3 separate regions of the Mus musculus genome follow, and all the other regions are linked to region 1. Evidence: chromatin loops called from intact Hi-C (ENCODE). Cell type or tissue: left cerebral cortex. All regions are shown on one strand.

Region 1 (8,000 bases):
TCCTCTCATTAGCAATTAACTCATTACTACATTATTTGTCTTTATCAGAACATATCCATTATATAATTGCAAATTCTAATTTGAAGCTCTATTCTGCCATAATTAAATGTTTTAAGTCACCTTATCAGTGACATTACTACATACTTTCATGTAATAATTAATATATAAAGATTATTTTATTTCCCATAATAATCTCAATTTCCCTAAATTTATCTCTGGAATTAAATTCTAAAGACACAACTTTTCTTTTAGCTTTTAAAATTAAATGTATTTGTTGGGGAGTGGTTCTGGCTTTCACTTAAGAGTCTGTTCTCTGAGTAGACTCATCCAGCAGTTGGTGGAAACAGATGCAGAGACCCAAAGCCAAACAACAGGCAGAGCTTGAGAAGTCTTGTGGAAGAGTGAGAGGAAGGAATGAGGGAGCCAGAGAGGTCAAGAACACCACAAGAAGACCTACAGAGTTAACTAACCTGGGCCCACGGGGGGCTCACAGAGACTAAACTACCAAACAAAGAATATGAATGGGCTGAGCCTAGGCCCCTTACACACAGGTAGCAGACCTGCAGCTCTGTTCTTCATGTGGGTCCCCTAACAGAGTAGGGGCCTGTCTCTGAATCTGTTGGGAGTCTTAGATCCCTTTCCCATAGCTGGGCTGCTTTGTCTGTCCTCAGTGGGAGAGGATACATTTAGTCCTGCTGTGACATGATATATCAGGGTGGGTGGGTATTCGCGGGGGCGGGGGGGGGGGGCTCCACTTCTCTGAGAAGAAGCATGAGGGGAATAAAGGAGGAGGATGGTAGGATGGGACTGGGAGGAGAAGAGGGAGGAGGCTGCAATCCGGCTGTAAAGTGAATAAATAAACAAATTAATGGGGAAAGGGGAAGGAATAGGCTCTCTCCTTCTACCTACCACACGACCGAACTTGATTTGGCGGGTTTATCTGCAAGTATCTACATGTACTGAGCCGTATCACTAACCAGGACACAGAATCTGTTGTTGCTTTTGTGTTCTTGGTGCCCAGAAACAAAATCAAATGAGCAAATGAATTTAATCTCTCCCTCACCCCTGAAATGGAAATGTTAGTAGCATTTTTCACAGATGAGAAAGCCAAGCATCAGTACTGCGGATGTAGCTCAGTGATAGAGCACTTGCTAAACAGAGCAAGGCCTGGGCTTTGATCCCAAGCACCATGAAGACAACAAAGTGAAACAACAGAATATCAGAAGGTGGAAAGTTACTTAGGACTGCATAGCTCTGAAGTGGCGGTAAAAGTCAACTTCTTAGCTTTGCAAGGCTGTAAATCCGCTGGCCCCATCTGTGAAGAACACCATGCCTCTCTGCATGCCACACTACTTAGAAAATAAAAATACTCAGCCATACAAAAACCAACATCCCTGGGTTTATAGAGGAAAACTAACTTCATTATGTAATAAGACAGGATTGTATTAATGAAAATTTTTCCTATGATTAATTAGACACTGAGGTGCAATTGGATTTTGATGTACATTAGGCATCATAAATCCCTCACAGCATTGGTTCCACCTATAAGTATATTACATTTGCTGAATGAAGGAACGAACACTCTTCACCCACAATTATCTGAGTTCATAGTGAGGTATTTGTGCTGTGTGACAAATGAATAAAGCATTTCTCTGGCATCCTTGACAGTGACATAAAGTCTTCCGTAATCATTCCAGCTAACATTTATTGAAGACCTACTGTTTCCAGAGACAGGCAAAGATGTCGTCATAGGCATTAACTTATTTAATCCTAACAACAACCCGTGTGTAGATCCTAGCAGCAGGTTCATTTTCTAGATAAGGACATTTAATGTTTTCCAGATCAGCAGTCAGTGCAAGACCCGGGTTTGAAACCTAGCCTGTTGCCCATCCTGTGTTCTAACCTTCTCTAAAACAGCCTCCTCAGCCTGCTAGCTTCTCCCTCAACTCCATCAGCGATGTGGATGATAGAGTAGCCGAAGGTTCTTAGCTTCCGTCTTCTAGGGTTTATTGGCTATACAAATAGCTCCAATATGGGGCTAAGGAGGTGGCTCAGTCAGCAAAATGGTGCCCTGCCACCATTAGGACCTCAGTTAGGAGCCCCAGGCACCTTGTCAAAAAGCTTGATGTGGTGGCCACTCGATGAGCTCTAGGTTCAGTGGGAGACCCTGTCTGGAAGGGAAAAAAAAGAGAGGAGTGGGTTAGTGGGTTGGAGAGACAGCTCAATGGCTTAGAGTATCTTTTTCAGGCAGCAAGGAAAGAGGTAATTATTACTGGCAGTTGCTAAGAAACGACTGCCGGGTTTTTAGTGTCCGTTTTAGAGTCAAGGAGGTGGAAAGTGAGCGGAGTGACTCACCTTGCCTCATTTGTGCTCCTTGCAGGTTTCATGCTTCACTTTCCTCTCCAGGTTGCCTTTAGCATTTGACTATATTCAGTGTGGATGGAAATAGAGGCAGATGTAAGCACAGCTTCCGTAGTATCTCCAGGTTTAGCAGTGCCCAAGAGGGAGGCACACCAGTTACTAGGTGCTACTTAACCATTTAATCCCAGTCTCTGCATTTATCCCAGTTCTCGGCAGCACCTAAACACCCAAGCTCTTGAAATAGAGACAGCTTTCCCTGCAGATTGGCTTCCCTCTTATGATTCACCATCTGCAATGGTGATTATTTATGTAGAGAGGGGAGGAATTGCACAGATATGGAAAACGCAGTACCTCTGATGTGAGGTCTGGCTTAAGATGGAAGAACTAAGTTCAGAGATGATAGCTTAAGATACCTGTGCTCTGGGCGTCTCAGCAAGCATGGAGGTTACAAAGACATGCACAGATTAGTGAAGACAATGGGATATGAGACAGCCAGCACAATTTCAAGACAAACGATGTGGTCACGTGCTCAGACTCCAGGGGAAAGCCCAGGAGCGGCGTCTGACAGTAGAGATCCACGGTGGAGCTTTCCAGAGGTCTGGATGCTTTTGTGACTTACTCTTGGAGGGATAAGACTTGGCTTCCTTGATGTCTCATCCCTGTGTTTCCCCATACAACCAGAACTGGGGAAAAATACGTTTTCATAACTAATAAGTTTTCTAATACGACTGGATTTCTGGCATGTGGATCTCTGTAAAGACATAGCACATACCAGAAATTAGGCCCCCTGCTCATGGATTCTGGATGCCTCCACTCAAATTCTGACTCGGCTCCTTACAAACTGGACTTGAGAGTAAGTCTTTTTTTTAACCCTCTGGATCTTTTTCCTACTTTGCCAAAAGAGATAAAGTAGTTACTATGAAGAATAACAAAAAGTAATAGGTGATAAGACATAGCAACACACTCCTGCTGTCCCAACACTTGTGGGGCTGAAGAGAATCACAAATTCAAAGTCATCCTTGGTCCTGTAAGAAATTCAAGGTGGCCGGTGCTAAATAAAACTTGGTCTCAAAACAAAGTGAGGCCCTCAAAATACCCAACAACAACAACAACAACAACAACAATGTAATACATACAAGAACATAGACACATTAAGTTTTGGACACAAAAGTCTTCCCAGTTTATGTGATAAGGAATTAGTAAAATTCAGTTATTTTTGTGTCTCTTTCTGTATAAGAAAAGCATGAGCTTAGAGTGCCATCTTAAGGATAAAGCAGCCATAGAATCCTACCAGGTCACCTTCCTTTTCTTTAACCAGTGGCTAAGCAAGGTCTTCTCCTTCCCACCGATGTGACTGACTGTAGTTCTCCTGATTTGTACATTAATTCCTCAAAAAGCTTGTGCAAAGTTAGACTTCTTTACAGATCCATCTTTTTAAAAAATTATCACCTAATTTAGTTTTCATGAGCTGTGTCTGGATTATTTAATTGTTCAAGAAAAGCACTTAGTTTATCACAAATGTGCACATGGGTTCCAAATACCAGAAGGAGTATAAAAGGTCGCCTTGGAGGTCTATAATAATTTCGTTGGTCCTTTTGGTTGTATACTACTTTTTAATCTGGATAGCCCCTCTTCTAACACTTCATAAATTATTAGACTGCACAATGAATGATTGCATATTATAAAATATGCAATGGATTCAAATCCAACCAAAAGTCTCCTAAAAACAGTTTTTAAATAAGGCAGGAGGGCCAGTTAGATGGCTAATCAGATAAAGATGCTCACTGCTAAGCCTGATGAACGGAGCTTGATTCCCAAAACCCACATGGCAGGAGAGAACAACGCCTGTGAGTTGTCAAGTGACCTCCACGTAAGTGTTCCCATGTGACGTGGAAATTGCTGGTTTCTTTGGAGACTCAGTCTTGTCATGTGATGTTTCTCTGGAAACTGTCTTATGAGAGGATGTTTTTGTTGAAGCAGACACATGGAAGGATGGTTTGCTAAGAACAGACATGTGGCAGGGTTGTTTGTTTGTTTGTTTTTGAGGCAGCCTAGAAAAGGGGCCTATGATGTTTTGCTAGTGCAGATGCTTGAGAGAACATGAGATGTTTGGAAAAGATATAAATCTAGCCCAGTGGACAGTGGATGAGGCTCGACGGTGTTGGTATGCCTTGCCATTCTTTACTGGTCATTGTTTGGCTTTGCTGAAGCTGTTCTTCGCTGAAGATACCAAGTGGTATTGGTACACCTTGCCACACAGCCCAGAAGGGCAACTAGAGATATGGCCACTGCTGCTGCATCTTGCAGTGCTAACCCTGCAAGGGGGACGACAGCTCAGGGCTGAAGTGATACCTGCATGCCCAGTGAGCATGCAGGGCTGTTGGCACTGAGGGCAAGGAGGTATGCAGTTGCCTGGAGTTTATGCAGATCCTGCCTTCCAACCCTCTGCCCAGCCACAAGATGAGCCTGACCCTGAACAACAGCAAGACCTTTGAGATGAGTCTCAGAATAATACAGTATTTATGGCACTTTAGAAAACAGAAACCTCATTGAATCAGACCAATGACTCATTCCAATAAAAATTTGTACATAAAGCTGCTTGGGAAAAGCAATATATACTGTGTGCGACGTGGCAATTTGCAACGCCACTTTGATGGTGAATGTTTGATGGAGAGTTAGGAAAGATGGGTGAACGAATGGCATATATGCTAGAGAGAGGTAGAAGACTCACCAAGGTAGAGATTTGGTGGCATCAGCAGCAGGTATGGGGGTGCACATGAGGTGGACAAATGAGCTTGTCATTGTCTGAAAGGACACATAAATCCCATTTGTCTCCATTTAAGGATCAGACCTGATTTCAGGGGGTGGGGAAAGAGGCCATAAGGTACCAGTTCCAGGAACAGACCATAAAATCCAGAAACAAGGTCATAGCCCACCCCCCAAAGAACAGCCTGGGGAAAACCACAAAAATAGGGAAATAGCTTATCTCAGGATGGGCCATCTGTGCTGGGCAGCCCTATCTCATCCTATTGTTAAATGTTCATGACATAAGAATGCAAACCACTGACCACCTGGTACCCCCTAGCACTCACCAATGAAATTTTAGATTACCTAATCCTAGAGAGTCCCACAGTTCCCTATAAGAAGGCCTGAGTGCTCTTGTCTGGGGTCACCATTTTGGAGAATGGTTGACCCCGCATGCTAGATGCTTCTTCAGAATAAATGTTGTTTGTCTTTGCAGACTATCTGAGTCTGGGGTCTTCCTTCAGTGATTTTCAGACCCTTACATGCACAGTAGAACCAGCAGGGAGGTGTGCAATAGCCTAGAACTCACATGGGCTTTGCCCGCCAACCCAGCAACAAGCTGCTCAATCACACAATCACCCTGGCTCTGAGCAAAAGCAAGATATACACACGAGTTGAAGAAAGGTTCATTTTCTGGATGACATGTTGCTGTCCATAGTCTGTGCTGCTGCTGGAAGCCATGTTAATGTCTGTGATCCTTGCTGCTGCTTATTGTCATAGGTGGGAATACTTCTTCTGCAGTGATATCAATGACTGCAGACTCAAAATTGAGAATGAAAGTCATTTAAGGCTTCTGAGGAAACCTCTCCCCCACCAAAAGGAGGGTGGGACAGTCCAGGCAGGAACCCATTGAATAGAGTCCTTAAAACTTGTGATAAACACGCTGAAGCATAGCTCTTCACAATTGATGGCTTCTGGCTGAGATGGGGTGGGAGGGGTGGGAATGGACTCAGTTATCTTTAAGGGGCTGGCTGCTGGGAGCTTGACCATGCTCCAATGAGTATATGAGCAACACAAATTAGACTTAGTGTATTTGTGGGGGGCAGGTCATAAGAGTAGGAGGTGGATCTGGAAGGGATGGAGAGCAAGTATGATCAGGGGTATTATATGAAATTCCCAAATAATCAATAAAAATATTGTTAGAAAAAAATATGAACTGCTTCACAAATTTGCATATTATTCTTACATAGGGGCCATGCTAGCATTCTCTTTACTATTCCGGTTTTTGTGCATGTGCTGCCAAAGCAAGCACAAGTTAGAGCCAACCCTTCTAGGATGTATAACCAACCCCCTGGGCTTAATTTCCAACACGGGAATAAAAATGTTTTTATTTAATTAAAAAAGATAAAGTACAATAAGTGGCATCCAAATGTTGGTAGCAAACAATAGCTGTGGAATTGACCTAAAAACAGAAAGAAAATTATGCCTAGAAGTGGAAGCCCAGCCACCTTCCTGGGGCAAGTGAGGTCATGGGCATTAGAAAAGTATGTACTGCCAGTACTTGGCTAGACCAGTACATTTCCTTACTAAATTCTAAATCATATCTTTATACATATCGTGTAGCTACCACTCCTCACTAAATAAGACTCTCTTGACAGCAAGTGGAGACCATAACAGAAAAACCGTAACTTGATACAGTGCAGAGGTCAAGGGATCATGGAGAAGCCAGCCCCACCAGGTACATCTACATCATAGTGCCTGCCATTGTGGCTCAAGGAATGTTCTGGAAGAGAGGTTAGAAAGATTATAAGAGCCAGAATATTACCACATTTTTGTGTGTGTGTGTGTGAGAAAATCTTCCCCTAGGAATGGCTGAATAAATAAGACAGGAATAATGGCAATATCAATAGATGTGCAAATGTGGAATGGAGCAAAGCTACCACAGGTTCCAAAAAAATTATAGGCAGCTAGTGACCGCTGAGAAAGAGAGAAATAATCTCTCCCAAAGATAAGTCCTGTATTTATTGGTCAGCCCTGAATATATATATATAGAAACAACAAAACACAATTCCAGTGGGTTGTATTTATATTGTGTTATGTTGTACATACATACATATGTAAGTAACAATGAAAGAAAAGGAGGTTATCAAATTGAAAATTGAGGAGTCATGATATTCTGGAGGGACAAAAAGGAAGGGAAAATGATAATGACTGATAAAGTTAAAACTTCAGGGTTGACGACATGGCTCAGGAGGTTAAGGAGCTTGCTGCCAATTCTGCATGAATTGACCTGAATTCAACCCTAAGAACCCACATAGTGGAAGGAGAAAATCAACTTCTGCATAATAAATGACAAGTGCTGGCACGGAAGTGGGAAAAGAGAGAGAGTCTAATGAACCGCTAGTGGGGATATAAACTGATGGAGCCCCTATGGAAATAACTGTAGAGGTTTCTCAAAAACATATAACAGACCTATCATAGGATCCAGCCATCCCAAACTAAGGCAGACAAGGAAACAAAGTAGGAACTACCTTACCATAGGGACGTTCACATACACCAATTGTTGCGCTATTCGCAAGAGCCGAGGTATGGGGTGAGTGTTTGTTCTCATTTCTTCATGACTGTCATTCGGACTAGAGTGAGCTAGGATCTCCAGGCAATTTTCTTTTTCCCTAATGCATGAGGGTGTCAAACAGTTTCTTAAAATATTTATGGGCCATTTGTACTTCTTCTTTGAGAATCACTTGTTCAATTTATGCCATTCTTTGGTTTGGATGATTTGGGGCTTTAATTTAAAGCGTTCTTGTTTTGTTGGAGGTGCTTAGCTTTTTAAGTTCTGTATAGATATTAACTCCCAGTCAGCAGTATAGTTGAGCCAGTCTTCCTCCCGCCCT
Region 2 (8,000 bases), 460 kb before region 1:
AATGCTTTTAAAAGTAAGCAAGCATTCTTTCCATGGAGAATAAGAGACACCACTGAATTTAGCAATACTGAATGCTCACTATTGCGAAATTTAATTAGCTGTCAAAGCATAATTATACACTCATACACAGAGTTCCTCCTTGCTGGGTGATGGTCATTCACTCACATCAATCTCTCACATTGCCTTCATAATTCTACACCCAGCCTCAATTTGCCTTTGCCTTTCCTAAGAGATTATAACCAGGTTCCTTTCTTCAGAGTCATGCCTCCGCCCAGTATGGTCCACCATCTTGATGGCTTTATCAACCTAGCCTCCTGCTTGAATCTCTTTTCCTCTTAATGGACTCATTTCCCAGGCTTCTGAAGTCAGCTTCCGTCCCTCTGCTGTGCCATCCCTTTGATGTATCACCCTCTCCTCCACCACCCAACTTATTCAAGCACGAGTCTGTTTCTACCACTCGATGTTCTATTTTGTCTTCCTTGCAGCATAAAAGCTCAGTTTCCCCCGTGGCACCATGGTTTATCCCTTTTTGGCCCTGCAGGTCAATTTTCAAATGTCCTTTACTTCCAAGTCTTCTGAAAAGACAAACTTTTCAAAGGGAGGCTTGCGGTAGAGGAGAAAGGCATTAAAGCTGCTTTTAGGGAAGAAGACGAAGAGGCATTCATGCAAAACAAATGGCTTGCTGCAGGCTGCAGGGAGAGGTGCAGCCATTTACCAAACTGAATTACAGATCTCAGCTGTACCTTTAACCTCACCGGGCCAAACGTTAGGAAAGCAGGGCATGGCATTTGAAAAAGTCTCTCATTTACATGAGAAAGGAAATCAGAAATTCTCAAGTCATCAATTGTGTTTGTATGCACTTCTTTCTCTAATCAGGCTGTTTACGTTGGTAATTTCTAATATTCTTGAGTTTTCTTATAAGAAATTTACATATGTGGTTTTACTTGCGTATACAGAGATGATAACTTTTTTTTAAAGTAAAGAAACCTAAGCCTCTTAAGTGACTTACATCCATCAGAATGAGATATGGCCAAAGCATTAAGAGAGTTAAAGAACTAGGATTCTAAATTCATTTTTATAAGTCCTTTTTAAAGTCTCGGATGAGATCCAACAACCTCACATTAAAATTTCAGAAGGCTTGGCTTGAAGGATGCGGGGAAATTTACTTTACACTCATAGCTTCCAGCATAGTTGGTCCACATGTCATCATTTGTTTTAAAAACAATAAACGAGAAGGAAAAGTCATATGTAGATGGCCTTAGCTTTATTATTTTCAATGTACCCATGGAATAACACTTTATACTTTGCCCAAAGAATAAAATTTTTAGAAAAAGAAAGAAATCTTTGGTGTCAGTATATCATACATTTATTTGTACATCCTTGTGATTATTTCAAGCTTTTCAAAGAGGCCCAGTGCAGCCCATTTGGGTTCTGACAGCAATTCAGTAGAATTTAAGGTATTATAACTAAAATATGTCCCAAGCAGGTGAATCCAATCATATGACATCAGTAAAGTACTGGGCTATTATCATAAAGGTGCATTCACTCCTATGGATATTGCAGGAGAAATACAGACTCCAGGGAACCAGGCGGCAGTGGACACGCATACGGATATGCCATCTCTAGTGCTTTCCCTCTCTACGCAACCCTATCTTTATTACGCAGAGAAATTTAAGCATCTATAGACTCTGCGTGCTTTTTCTCTGTCTTGGTTCCTAGACATCATTGGAGAGCCAAACATTTGCCAAATTTCCTACGAGTGAGCTGTCCTGGGAAGGAAATCGGGGACTTCACTGACTGGAGATCTTATATCCATGGGTCTCGGGAAATTTCAGTTCCTAAATGGACCTTCTAACCATTGTGAAAGCCGGGAGAGTGGCTGTCACTAGCATCCCATTTCCCACGGAAAAACACCCAAGAGAATGCATGTTGGGGCACTCTTTTTTTTTTCCTTGTTTTTTTTTTTTTTACTTCCCTTTCAATCTTGTTCTTGTATTTTTAAAGCCCCCACCTTCTTTACACACCTCAAGAGTTTATTCTAAAAGAATCATTGCAAAGACTATCCAATCTTCAGCTAGAAGGTTTTCAGTACTTATATATGGAAGGGAGTCTGGTGATAAAAGTTGTGGGAACGGGAGAGGAAGATGACCATTAAACACCCTCTTCTTGGGGTTAGACAAGAGATAAACAATAGAAATTGCAGAGTCAGGCAGTCAATGAGAGGCTGTGAAGTGCCAAAGAAAGCGCCCTTCAGAGCCAGGGACACCAGCTGTCTCAAAAGGTGTAACCATTATCCTGGTTTGCTGCCATGTGCCTCAAAGCAACCGCTCACTTCCACATCCCCGTGTTAGGACGTTAGGGAAAGGGGAAGCGAGAATCCGTACACCCAGCCACCCAAGAACAGTAGCAGAACAGAAACTGTTCTTAGACTTGCAGGGTCAAAATAACCAATACTGTCCCACAGTGTTAGCTGGCGGCATCAAGTCAGGAAAAGCAGATCGCTGGATGTGGGGCGCAGTTTTGAGAGCGTGGATCCAATTGCACGCTAAACACTCACTCTTACACGGGATTTTACAAACCCGGCCTTACCCTACTGCCTCCCCTCCACACTTCACACACCAAGTGCATCCTGCCCACCTCACGGTTTCCATCATCAGTCAGCCAGAGAGGAGGGATCCTAGCGGGGATTCCTGGAAATGTCATCTCCCCCTACACTTCGGATCTGCCACCTCCATCCCCTCTGCTATCACACACACACACACACACACACACACACACACACTCCTTCCGTGACTGTCATCAGGCCCGCTCTTCCCAAAGCCGGGTATCTCAGCGCGCACCGGACGCCTGGCATCTCTCTAGTACACACCCTTCCCCCGCCTCGCTAGCTCCAAGCACTGCCTCCCTGGATGTCGCCTGCCGTCCCTGTTCATCCGCACTATTGTTCCACGCTTCACCCCTAGCTCCCGGGATCATCCCTCCAAAAGGACCCGAGCTCCGTCCGGGGCGTCGGGCGCCCGGCACTCACCCAGCCCGCCCTGGCGGTGGTACCTTGCCTGACAGCTGGGTCCGCGGGCCCGCGGGAGCAGGCGGCGCTAGTGACAGCGACCGTGCCAAGCCTGGGAATAAAGCTGCTCTCCAGCTGCTCCCGCCTCCAGCGCCACCATCTTCCCCCGCCGCCACCGGGACCGCAGCCGCCCGCGCCCCGCTCCTCCGGCTCTAGCTCGGCAGCCGCTCGGGCCCCTCCGGCCGCGGCCCCACCCCCTGCTCGCCGCCCGCTCGCCCTCGTGACGCGCGCCGGGGCCGGGCGGCTGCGACTGACGGCGGGGGGAGCGCGCGCACGCCGCGTGCAGCAGCGCCCCTGCCTCCCACGCCCACCCGCGTGCGCGCGCGCGGCGCGGGCCCGACGCGACAGTCCAGCTCGGGCGCGCGTGAGCGTGCGAGGGGTCCACAGCCGTCGCCGTAGCTGTGCGCGAGTCCCTCCCTCTCGTGGCCGAGAGCCTGGAATGGACTACGTGGCTGCCTCCCGCGGGGACACAGGGGGACCTCCACGGTCCTCTGTCCCAGGTCCCTAACGCTCATCCCCGGCCCCGTCTCTGCGAATGGGCTCTGGTCACGCTTAGGACACACTGCCGCGTGGACGGCTGCCCGTGTCCTCTTGCTTAGTGACACGCAGTTTTCCCGCTTCCCGGGCCTGAAAGCCAAGAAAAAGCTTGGAGCTTGCAATGCGGCGCTGCGCTCCTCGAGTGGCCGCGAGGGGGCGCCCGCGTGAGCTTGAGAGGAACAAGCTGGGCGTCTGTCTGGCCGCCCACTGGGGGCGCTGCCCAACCCGCCCCACCCAGAAAGCGTCTGGAAGGCGGGGTCGGGAAATGGTCCACTTGGTTTCTCGATGCCCGTTGCTAGGAGCTTAAAAGAGTCTTCCAGACGTGCAGAGGCAATTCGCCTGGTATATGATTAGGTTCTCTGGAGGGTGGGGACCCTGAGCACTAGGGACCAGGTAGCAGGTGTTGTGACTTAATGAAAAGGTGGACTGGCCCCTGGGCGGCGGCGGGGTGGGAGTGGAGGGGCGAGGGCGGGGCTGGGTTCAGGCGCCTGGGTTCAGGCGCCAGCTCCATCTGTAATAGGCGATTCCATAGCTACATCCTCCCCCCTCTTTGGGACAGAGTTCTCAATTTAAAAATTAAGGGTCATATTCCCCCGAAACCTTATAATTTTCAAGTCCGTCTTAGTATGCATATTCTCATCTAGTGAAATGAAGACAAGCCTTCCTTATCTGACCTAGGGAGAGATAAATCTATCATTATACAGTATTTCCATATTAAGCACAGTATCTCCAGAAATATCTACGGGTGTAGCCCGAGGCATCCTAGAATTCTTGTTTAGCCTTAAAATTCACATGAATTTCTGCATTCTACTTCGTAATTAGTTTCTTGGCTTTGACAAAGAAAAGTATAGCTTCTCCTGTCCCCCCAGTATCTTTTCATAAAACTTAAACATATACTAGAAATAAGGGCCATTGTTGTTTTTCTTGTGACAGTCATTCCCTATTCATCTTGTCAGTAAAACTACCCTCTCTGGTGAAAGCCAGATAGGGTCCTCGTCCCTCCAGAATTCATAGCACCCTGGGAAAACTACACATCAGAGAACAACTGTGAACTTTCCAACTGCCAAGGTGCAGGGGTATCTGATGTTCCCTGGACTGCCTGAGGAAAAAGCCTTTCCAGGAGACCAGTTAGAGGAAGGAAAGGTATCAGAGCCCCCTAGGCAGGACTGAAGCCCAGATGCCTTAAGCAGGCAGGCAGCAGCCATAACGTTGACTTCTTCAGGCACACACACACACACACACACACTGGAGAGTGATGAGAGTTGAGATTGATCCAGCAAGACCAGGGTGGGGTTCACAATGCTGTTCCTGAAGCGCTCCCAAGGCAGCTCCCCGGGAGGTGGGGGTGGGGCTCTCAGAGTCCAGGGCAGGACTAATTTACTCTGTGTGTCTGGTGAGCGAGCGAGCTTGTAGGTTCGGTGTGTCTTCTGGCTCTCAGCTCTGTTAGTCTTTGCTTTTGCTTTCCTGTGCTCCCCTTTGGGGGGCGATGGATGTCAGAGTAGGCTTCTGCAGTCGTTTCTGTTTCCTTCCTGGAGATGGACCGTAGTTTTAAGAAGGAAGCTAGCTTATCTCGTTAAATTTTAGGTTAAATAAGAGAGTATAGATAAAAGAGGCTCATTTTAACGCCATGATGGATAATCTTCGCCAACCCTGACAGCTCTAGAGTTACTTCAGAGATCTCGAGGAAATTAGGAGATTGATTGGACCGAGCAGGAAGACTCACCCTAAATGTGGGCAGAACTTTTTTCACAGACTGAATCCAGCCTGGGTATAAAGGAGAAATTAAGTGGAGCCCAGCTTTTGGTTCTTTGCTTCCTGACAAAGGACTCATTGAGACCAGCTACCTCTGCATGTAGCTGCCTTGCCTGCTCCTCTGTGGGGGACCCTTCTTTCCTTTAGTTTTTATTGTCCTGCATCTTTTCAGCAATGCCAAGGAAAGTGAGGAATACAGATGTATCAACTTGCTAACATTTGATTTGCTAGCTCATGTTTTTCAGCCTCACTGTGTGTCATTGGGTGATCTTCCTACCAAACCATGAGTGAAAGAAACATTGCGTTAATAATACTTTATCCTCAATCTTCTACTACAGGGCCTTGGTGCAGATTAAAGGCAATGAGTAAAGTCACTTAGCTAACATCACTATAATGGCAACCATTTGTCAAAGGTTAATAACTGGAAATCTTCCTCCCAAGGAAAATGTAAACATCCTTTTTCCTTCTGGATGGTGTCTTTGTGCCTCCTCTAGCAGGAAGCTCAAACCACGTTTGTAGTTCATGGTAGGCAATGGATGGGCCCATATGGCATTTATATTACACCCTCCCTCTGCGTTAGTCTATCTATAGATTCCCTGAGTCTGAATTACTGGTCAGTTTTTACCTTATTATTGATATTCTTATAAGTACTTCAAATATTTGTATCCACCTTTGCTATTAACAAGAGTCAACGGCTATTCCCTGTTTCAAAGAGCAAACTGCCAGCCATTGTAGCAGGTAACAAACAATATGTAGATGGGATGCCAAGTGACATGGGCCTAATTTAAAGCCTTATGCCCTGCTGCTTGTGCATCAGAAGTCTGTGTGTATCAGGTTAAAGCCTCATATTTAAGAAACATAGGCGTGCCTTGCTGTGACTCAGGGATGGTGAGCCTCTCCAGTACCATTTCTGAAGTCCCCTGCTCCATCACCATGTCCTGAGCCCACCTCGCTTGCTGTCCAAGTACTGTTTACCACTTAAGAGGAAAGCAAGGGGTTCAGGAAGGGTTTATTTACGTAGGTTTCTTTTTGACAGTGGAAACCTTAAGGTTACAAGATTCAGTAACTCCATTCATACTCCACAGGTATTCGAGCATGTCGTTTGAAGTTTGAGGTGTCTCTAGACAGTCCAAATTGCGTACGACTCTTCTAACTGTCCCTTGATTTTGATGTCTTCAGGTGACCAGTGTCTTTCTGTCTCAGTCTTTGAGTTTAAATCTTAAAAGCGGAAGCAGTATATAGGTAAATCACACAACAACCCTTTGTAATACACTTTTCCCTGACTTCAGTTTTGCTAGTGTTTGATAGTTAAACAACTTATCTAGTTACTGTAAAATACAGATTTTTTTCAAAGCATTTAAAAAGTATGAAGAAAATAAAGGTACAGGCTGTACGCATCTTAAATGTCTGTAGACTTGCCTTTCTACACCAGTTCTCATCTCACCAGCCTTCCTTCACTCTGGACAGAAGTCCGGCCTTGCTACAGAGCTTCACTTCTTTACTTCCCCAGTTCTTAAACAGGTCAAGCTCACTGAGTCTCATCCACTGTGCCCACTATGAGTCCAACCATCATTTTGTACTGTAATTATGTTTATCTGACACACTGAGAGAGATGCCCCTGTGCTCCGTGTAGTAAATCCACTCCTAGGGAATGTGGCCAGAAGAGGGCGGGTTTTACAAGGTGCCTTTCTGCACATGCGCAAAGTCATCCTCCAGGGTGACAGCCTCAACTAACCTCAGTCTATCAACTCCCAGGCTTGCCAGTCACTTGGTGGTCTGGGATCAGCAAGAGCAAACTCCAGATGCCACTCTAGAGAAGGGCAGAATGAAACAAAACATTAGCTTCCTCTGTTCACCTCTACTTGTCATACAGAAAGTCAGAAGCTGACGCTTCCAGCCCGAATCACCTTGCTGTGACGAAACAGCTGTCGGGGAAGTCTCACGTTGGCTCACAGTTTGAGGTGACATAGTCTTGTCCTTGCAGGGAAGACATGGCAGCGCAAGCTGGTCACACGCTGTCCACATTCAGTGAGCAAAGATTGGTGGACGCTGGCGTTCTGGTTGCTTTCTTCCCTTGCCCTCTTTTGTTCAGTGTGGGCCCCTTAGACCATGTTACCCCCTACTTCAGGATGGACTCTCCCTCTTCAGATGATTGTCTTTGCAGACACAGTCAAAAAAGCGTGCCTCACAAATGCCCTAGGACATGTCTTAATCCTGTCCAGTTGGCAGTGGGAGCTCACTGTCATAGAGCCACAACTGAATTGGAACACAGCCAAAATAGGTACAGTGATCAGTGTAATGTTGTACAGACGTTAGAGACAGAGAGCTGGCTGCGGTGATGCATACCGATAATCTCAGCTTCAAGGAGGCGGAGTCAGAAGGAGCTTGAGTTCATGGCCAGCCTAGGCTACACAGCACCTCCCTTTTCATATGGCAAAACCAACCAACCAACCAACCAACCAATAAAAAACCACCAAACTCACAGATTATATTTAGAACAGCATAAAGATTCTGTTCCCATTTTAACAACAGCAACAAAATTGATCATTAAATTGGGTAGATGAGCATGCCCCATGGTTGACCTCTGGAAGGAAGATCATAGGTTCCACCCAACCTGAGCTACAGAGTAAGCTGGAGACAGGCC
Region 3 (8,000 bases), 660 kb before region 1:
TATAGGGTTGCAGACCCCTTCAGCTCCTTGGGTGCTTTCTCTAGCTCCTCCATTGGGGGCCCTGTGTTCCATCCAATTGATGACTGTGAGCATCCACTTCTGTGTTTGCCAGGCACTGCCATAGCCTCACAAGAGACAGTACACTGTGGAGGAGCGTTGATAGTCCTTTTCCTGATCGTAGAGGAAAGATCCCTGATACTTTCTTACCTTTTTATTTTTAGAGACAGGGGCTCATGTAGTCCAGGCTGGCCTTGAACTTCTGAACTCCTGGTCTCCATGGCCACCACTTGTCAGGCACTGGTGTTACAGGCATGTGTCACCATGACTTCTTTAAGCAGTGCTGAGGATTGAGCCTTTCATACAAGCGAGGCGAGCACTTTACCAGCTGAGCTACATCCTAGGCTCCAAAGTATATATTATTCATATTAAGATGGGCCCATACTATGATATTAATGGGTTTCTATTGGCACAACTCTTGAATTATTGAACAAATCCCTCTAATTTGTGATGCATTATTTCTTAATGTAATGTTGGACTCTGCTAATATTTAGAAAATTCCCAATGGTATTTGTCAATGGTATTTGTCTGTATATGTTTTTTTACACTGACTTCCTCTTGTTTCCACATAGATATTATATTTGCTCTATAAAATTAGGATGTCTCCTTCCTTTTTTTTTTTTGTGCTCTGAAATACCTCAGAGCATTGGAATATCTGATCTTTGATACATTGATAGGGATGGTAGATTTCTTGTTTAGGTTCTTTTGTGGGGGGATAATTCTTCGATACATGTCTGTAATTGTGTAATATATATTCCTTCCACACCTGCTGGTACGTGCTTCTTAGGGCCTTCATTTCGGGGAGACTCCTGTGTCATTTAAACTTATATTAAGTAAACTTGTATAGTTTGATTTGTTTATTTATTTATATTTGTCTTGCTTATGAGCCCATGTATGATGAAGAGTTTCACCCCCCCCTAAGATTTCTTTTGAAGCCCACCACAGTGATACTGGGTGCCCAGAGGCACTTAAGGATTTATCCTTGCTGGGGTTTGTCACAAAGGGCAGTTGGGAGTAGGACGCTGCTGTCCTTCAGAATGGCCCAGACAAGCAGCTGCCTGCATTTACACACTCAGCATGTGCTTTCTGATATCAGTCGGGCACAATCCCAGATACTGGGTGCTATGGTTGATGGAACTAAGCAGCGAATTCCGACAAAATCAGAGACCGTGCAACAGGTCTGTGGGAGGCTTCCTAAAGGGAGGGGTAAAGGGAAACAGCTGCCTCTGGGAGAAGGAAGGGAAGTGGGGAGGAAAAGTGAGGCATTTTAATTAGGGCTGTGGCACATGTGCAGGAGGAGAGGCTATAGAGGACGAGCGGCAGAGGCAACAATGGGAATATGTCATCTCTGGAGAGCTAGTGATGACCGGTCTTGCTGTCACCAGGGACCCCGGGGCTGACCATGAAGGTGCCTGATGGTCCAGGTCCTTCAGGGCTGGCAGTGGAGATGCCTGACTGCTAACGGTGGTGAGTGTGAAAGGTTCCCTGAAGTCTCATGTGCTTGAACACTTAATCCCCAGCAGGGCCAATAGCCTGGCCCCGGAGGGTTGGGTCACACAAGGAGGGCTTTAAGGGTATATCCACTCCTGGCTCTGACCTATACTCTGTTTCCTGTTATCTAGGTGCTATAAGCTCACCCTTGTCCCCACACCGTTTCTCCAGGCCTCCATATCTGCCCTGTAAGATGGACTGAAATGTCCTTGAGTGGTGACCCCAAATATACCTTTACTTTCCTAAATTGCTCCTGTCTGCTAGTTTGTCACAGTGATGGAAAAGATAAAACACAGGAACCCCTCATCGAGTGGAGGACAGAGGATTATGTGTCACCAGTTCGTAGGTTCTCTCCTTCGACTAAGCAGGGTAGGGCTGAGGGTATTAAGGAGCCAGCAGGGTGCTGTAGGTGGGGAAGGAATGTTGTAGATGGTAGTAGTTGGTCCTAAAAAGGGCAGTCACAAGCTGTGGTCAGATTCAGGTACCCCTACAATCCCTGTATACCAAAGGCGGTGCTGCTGACCCAGCACCAGAAGTCTCTGTTGCTTCTCTGCCTTCCTGGCCAATTGATGACTCTCCCCAAACACTCATGTTACATAGATTGCCACGATGCTGATGCAGTGGGCCAAGAAGTGAACAAGACAGAGACTTCATCACCCATACAGCACTCACAGAGTGACAGGGAAGAGATGCAGAGAGCAGATGCCTCAATTTAATATACTCAGCTCTGGGAAAGGCATGTCATGCCACTTGGAGGTGGATGGGGCAGGGTGTTGGTAGAGGTGGTGAGTAGTGCATTGTGGGAACATCCTGGAGTCTGAAGAGGACTTCTGCTGACAGTCACCAGGTAGTTACTGAGACTGAAGAGCTGTTTGGAGGACCGTGTGGTCCCAGGTATCTCCAGGAATCGCAGAGGCTGGAGCTGGACAGAAGTTGGAACCAGGCTTGGGGTACATTAAGGCCTGGGACTTCATCCTGTCTGTCCAGCCAGAGGCCTGGGAACTAGTACCTGCAGTGAGGTTCCAAGTGTGAACAACTGGACTCTTCTTGCAATATTATTACTGAAACCTTGAGAAAGGTTTGGGATTTAAGAACCAAAATATGAATTGCATACAAGATTATCAAAGAAATCATCAAAACTGCCAAATATCTAGCAATGGGGCAGAGGGGTGTTTTTCTTTAGAAGTGTAATAGTAACTTTTATTTGCCAGATGTACTTGTCATCTCAGAGGCTTGCTGCTGAATAAGCCCACCCTTTCTAGTTCTCTCTGAACTCTGGCTGGCTGGTTCAACTCAGCTGTTCTGGCTCAAACTCCTCTCCTAGCTGACTGATTGAAACTGGCTCCTCTCAGCTTTTGACTGAACTGCTCTGCTTGGAACGACTGCTTCATGAACTGAACTGCACTGACTACGCTGTCTGCACAAGATGAACAGAACGGCACAAACTCCACTGAACTCCACTGCACTGAACGGAACTCCACTGGACTCCACCGCATTGCCTGAACTTAACTGACGTCTCAATTACTCATCACTTTTCAAACACTGATGCTTCTTTCTACTAACCAACCTTACCTCCATTATTTATGATTAAGGGTGTGTGTACTGAGGCCCTGTCTGTATTCTACTCAGAGGAATTAAAGTTATGTTTATATTCCGGCCAGATCATACAGACCCAGAAGGTCTTTGGATATGATCTCTTGCCAGAGCAGCCATGTTACTGGATTAAAATTCCCCTACAAGAAGTATCTTTATAGCTTGGGGTGTGGCTCGGTGACAGTGCCTGTCTAGCATATTTGAAGCCTGGGGTTTGATCCCTAGCAAGATTTTCTTTTTTTAAAAAAATATAAGATAGCATAATAAAAGCATTAGAAATGTTTTCAGATAATTCCCAGTGAGGCAGTGAAAGGGGGTTTAAAAGGACAACTTTATATTTAAAAGTGTGAAAGGAAGCCTGTCTTAGGCCACTAGGGTTCTGGATTCTCTTTGGATAGTGAGGCAGTCCATGGTTGTGTGTCCCTGCCCCGCCCCCTTTTCAGTTTCCCCAGGTATGTGGCTCTGTATTAGTTTTCTGGTCCCTGCCCTTAAACAGACTCCTTCATCGCCTGTGCTCTGACCACGCTGCTCTGGCTTCCTCAGTGTTCTTTAAGCAGGCTGAGGACCTGTTCCTGCCTCAGGACCAACCTCCGAGCCAGCTGCTTTGTATCTGGGTCAGCCTCACAGAAGTTGCGTGCAGGGTCATTGCAATACGCGTGGTCAGCGATCACACGGTTGTTGCAGCAGGAAGCAGTTCAGCGCCTGATGGGGAAGCAAGGTCAGAGGACAGGGAGACCAATTTCTCCTGAAACCTTTGGAGTATCATTGTCCCACATCCTCCAGAATGCAACCCCAGGTGAATGTTGCACACCTCTGAGTTGTACAAATCGTGAGTGTCCCAGGTCAGGAGAAACACACGCCAGGGTTAGATTGGCGGGAACTCTGAAAACCCAGTGGCGGGCCACGGTGGTGGAAGGGATGTTCTGGAATGTGGGCAGGGTTGCTGGGAAGCCCTCCAAGGGTCTGTGTTCCAGCTTGATAACTTTCTTTCGCTGCTTGATTTACCTTTTCATGAAAGTATCTCGAAAGGCAAAACAATCGAAGGGGGAGGGGCTTTCTTCCTTGCCACGCCCTCACCTGCTTTGGAAGGATAAACCAAAGGATCATCAGATGACTAGAGAATTGAGGACAATAAAAACACTGCGTGCTTGCCTTCATCTGGAGTACTGTAGCATTTTGCTGTCTGCCACCAGGTGGCGGCAGAGTACCACAGTTTGACCCAACGACCCAGGGTGGGGATGCGGGGGAGACATAACAGGACCCAGTGACAGGGAAATGCCTGATCTACCCGAAGCTCCTGCTGTCACTCATAACACATTTTTTTTTAAGTGAGAAATGAAATAGAAAACAGGTTTCATCCTATGCCTTCCTAGGTGGACCCCATGATCTAACTGTTCCAGGCCCTCTGTGCTTTTCACGGCAGAAAACACCCTGGTCCCATCTCCCGACTCACTTCTTCAAATTTACCTGCATTTGGGAGCTCCCAGATAGAGACTTTACCTTATCAGTTTTGTTAATTTAGACAATTGCCAAAGTTGTCCATCAGGCCCTGATGTGTGTAAGTCTATGGTGTAAATTGCTGAGAGTCCTTAGCGATGTGGGCATGCTACTGCACACACACACACACACACACACACACACACACACACACACACACACCAGGGGCTGGGACCCACCCGATGCGGAGTGCAGGAGGCATTGTGTCCTGATGATGCTGTACCTTTGTTACCAGCGATTTGCTTTGATTGTGTGTGTGTGTGTGTGTGTGTGTGTGTGTGTGTGTGTGTGTATGTCAGAGGTCAGAGATTGATAGTCACTCATAGGCTGTACTGGCTGGACATCGGGTCCCTCAGGAGCCTGTTGTGTCTCCTTACTGCTCTGCTGGGTTTACAGGCCTGCCCTGCCATACTGTCACCCTGGGGCTTTTAATGGGCCCTGAGGATAGGACCCAGGTGCTCAGGCCTGCAATGCAAGTCCTTTATTAGATGAGCCATCTCTCGTGTTCATGAATCAATTTTTAGTAATAATTGTATCCAACATTGTTTCCTGCAGGGGATTCAGAGCTGGGTGCCACACACCATGGGCTTGGGCTGTCCCCACGGGAGATTACACACCCAACCCTCTGGTGAAGCCACCAGGACACAGTAAAGGGCTGTGGTCATTTTTTTAAAGACCAGTGTCCCTCTGGAGTCAGTGAGGTGGTGACATTCCACAGCTCTTTTCCTTCCGTGTTCTCTTCACTAGGAACCAGGGCTAGCTTGGGGGCATGGGAAGGAAGCTGCCTCTCTCGCTGACTGGGAGATGAATGTATTCCCTTCAGCTTCTCTGGTGGAATGGTCTGTACAATTCTCCTAGGGACTCAGACCTGCAGGCAGCTGCATTCAGTCTGGGCCCTTTTAATTAGCAGTTCAGCGTCCTTGGCCCACTGCCCTCTGGAGGATCCAAGCCTGTTTCCTTAACAACAACAACAACAATGGGAGGAGGAGGAGGAGGAGGAGGAGGAGGAGGAGGAGGAGGAGGAGGTTGCTGTGGCTGCTGTGGGGTCCCAGGTCTGTCAGATGGGAAAGGGTGGAGTGTGTGACCAGTGAGGGGCTCATCTTTGCAGAAGCAGGCGTTGTTCTTTCCAGCTTCAGGTTCTTGGAAGCAGACTTCGTGTGGGGAAGGTCCTGTATCTGCTGATGCCCTATAGCACGGACCAAATTCCTTTTACAAATGTTAGGAGCTGGGCAATGGTAGACGGTATGGAAGGATGCCAGGTCAAAGCTATTTAGCGGGTATCAAGGAGCATAGCGTGCTTGGGCTGGCTGCCTCTGGCTTCTTCTATTCCCTCCTGTGCCTGGGTTCCTCTGGCGGGTGTGTGGGAGTGAGGCACTCCCTATGGCTCAGCCAAGTGCCCCTGTACTGGCCAGGAAGAGACCTGTGTGAGGTGTGACCTCTGGCCCCAGCAGGGCTGGCTGCCCGAAAGAAAAGCTGAGGCCATGAGGAGAGAGTGGCATGGAGCTAACCACTGTGCCCACCCCTTCTGTGGTAGGAAACTGCAGGAGGGGTTTGCTGTAGTACACCTGGCCCGACACTCAGCAGCTGAGGGGTGTGTGTGTGTGTGTGTGTGTACACATGTGTGCATGCTGATGGCCATGCAGCCTGTCAGCCAGCCACAGTGGGCATGCACTGCCATTCTCCTGACATTACACAGCCCTGATTCTGATTAGCTTCCCAAATCTCATTTGCTCTTCTGTGCCCAATCTGAACTTGGGAGTCACAAGGGGAGAATTCTAGGAAACAATAGTCTAAATTTTAAGTCGACTCGGGGAATTCTACTGCATTCTTTTTATGCTGCCGTGTGTGTGTGTGTGTGTGTGTGTGTGTGTGTGTGTGTGTGTGTGTGTGTGTGAGTTACTCAATTACTCACCAGGCTGTTCCAGGGCTTATGTCTTTGGATTGTATGGTCTCCACTAAATGACTTGACAGACTCCTGGGTAGTCTATAAGCAGGGTCACTGTACTGCAACCAGCCTGACACTAGGGCTCCAGGATCTGAGCCTGCTCTTAGCCTCTGGGTTTGCCGAGTGGAGTCCCAGCCCTGACTCTGCCTGCAGTTGTAGTGTCCTCATCTGGAATGATCCTGTGGGTAGGGGAGGTCTATAAAACTCCTGACTCCTGCAGCTGCCCACCGGGAATCAGGAGCAGTTGTGACTTTTCTCTCCTTATTCCACCAGAGGGAGTCATATCTAGTGTTTGGTTTCTGAAGCCTGGGGTTTCCTTGAGAGAAAGCAAAGGAGGTGCTGGGGAGAGTTGAACACACACGCTGAAGCAATTAGCAATTAGAGATGTGTGCTTACAGTTCCTAGGTCACCTCCATCTGCCAAAGCCACCCTTTGCCTGCCAAGCTCACTGCGGTCACCGGAGTCAAGCGCTGTAGGGAGAGGCTGGCTTCCTGGCCCTCGTGTGTGCTACTCTGTCAATGTGGGACACCAAGAGTCCCCTCTCCAGTCTCAGAAAGGCCCTTTCTAACGAATCTCCATAAAATAACAACCACCAAATTTACTCCATGCTAAATGAAGAGGTTTTAAGTTGTGGTAGAAGATATGGAAACATAAAATGTTTACCACTTTAACCACTGGAAATTTAAAGTTGAGTGAAATACATTAAACATAATTTGCATTGCTGCATGTTGAACTTCATTCAGGACCTCCCATGGGCAAGATCAGTCTGCCGCTGAGCTGACTACCTGGCCCGAGCTGCTGTGTGTGCGTGTGCTTGTATGTGTTCCAGTGTTAAATGTATGGGTGGGCATGCACACATGGAGACGTGTGGAGGCCAGGGGTCGTATCAGCAAGTGTTCCCCTCAATTACTCTGCAGCTTATTTTTTGAGACAGGGCTCCTCAATGACCCTAGAGCTCATAGATTCAGCTAGACTGCTAGCCAACAAGCCCGAGGGATCCTCTCTCTTCACATCCCCAATGCTGGAAATAGACTTTTTACCTAGTGCCAGGGACAGAACCCAGGTCCATTATGCTTATGTGGCAAGCACCTTATTGGCTAAGTCTTCTCCCTCAGCCACCTTAGTTGTTTTTAAGTGAGAGGTTTAGTAACCAATGTAAAATACACAATTAACCCTCAGGGCTCACACAGTCTGCAGAGTCTTTAAAGAAGGGATCACTTCGTATCAGGGGACCGAAACCCTAGGAGTGCATTTGCATTCAACATTGGAGGAAGGTTATGTTTTCTGCGTGCCTTAACGTCTTGTTCATTAACAAAATTAACCAACCACTTTGCTTCCTATAGGTGATGTGTTTATAAAAAAAAGATAAAGAGAAGGGGGATTTGTTCTATGGGGGGGTGGTGGTGAGGTATGGGGC

What was found. Peaks named below come from ENCODE experiments on the same cell type or tissue, not always from the same donor. Only the 100,000 strongest peaks of a DNase experiment are listed, where the experiment ranks them.
Region 2: it touches region 1 in a loop (3-fold over the local background); 2 of 42 quality-filtered maps call a loop at or near these places.
Region 3: it touches region 1 in a loop (9-fold over the local background); 6 of 42 quality-filtered maps call a loop at or near these places.

The regions. Positions count from the first base shown.
Region 1 is chr19:23,294,747-23,302,746 of GRCm38, reverse strand. Mamdc2 (MAM domain containing 2) reads left to right here. Exons shown (of 14, transcript NM_174857.3): 14 at 1-138. It overlaps Gm24263 (a small nuclear RNA gene), which reads right to left and starts at 6,418; the gene lies at 6,312-6,418. Gm41821 (a long non-coding RNA gene) reads right to left here and starts at 2,817. Exons shown (of 3, transcript XR_877770.2): 1 at 2,356-2,817; 2 at 1,904-2,171. In left cerebral cortex, a CTCF peak has its summit at 3,629; DNase peaks (open chromatin) are centred at 2,539, 3,139 and 3,645; H3K27ac peaks cover 1,443 bases.
Region 2 is chr19:23,754,120-23,762,119 of GRCm38, reverse strand. It overlaps Apba1 (amyloid beta (A4) precursor protein binding, family A, member 1), which reads right to left and starts at 3,244. Exons shown (of 13, transcript NM_177034.3): 1 at 3,029-3,244. In left cerebral cortex, CTCF peaks have their summits at 3,030 and 3,746 (motif pointing right); DNase peaks (open chromatin) are centred at 2,829, 3,470, 3,737, 4,856 and 3 more places; H3K4me3 peaks cover 3,865 bases; H3K27ac peaks cover 2,101 bases.
Region 3 is chr19:23,958,049-23,966,048 of GRCm38, reverse strand. No RefSeq gene overlaps it. Among named protein-coding and RNA genes, the nearest start is that of Gm34076, 44 kb to the right of the region's middle. In left cerebral cortex, CTCF peaks have their summits at 4,333 (motif pointing right) and 6,837 (motif pointing right); DNase peaks (open chromatin) are centred at 4,349, 5,534 and 6,874.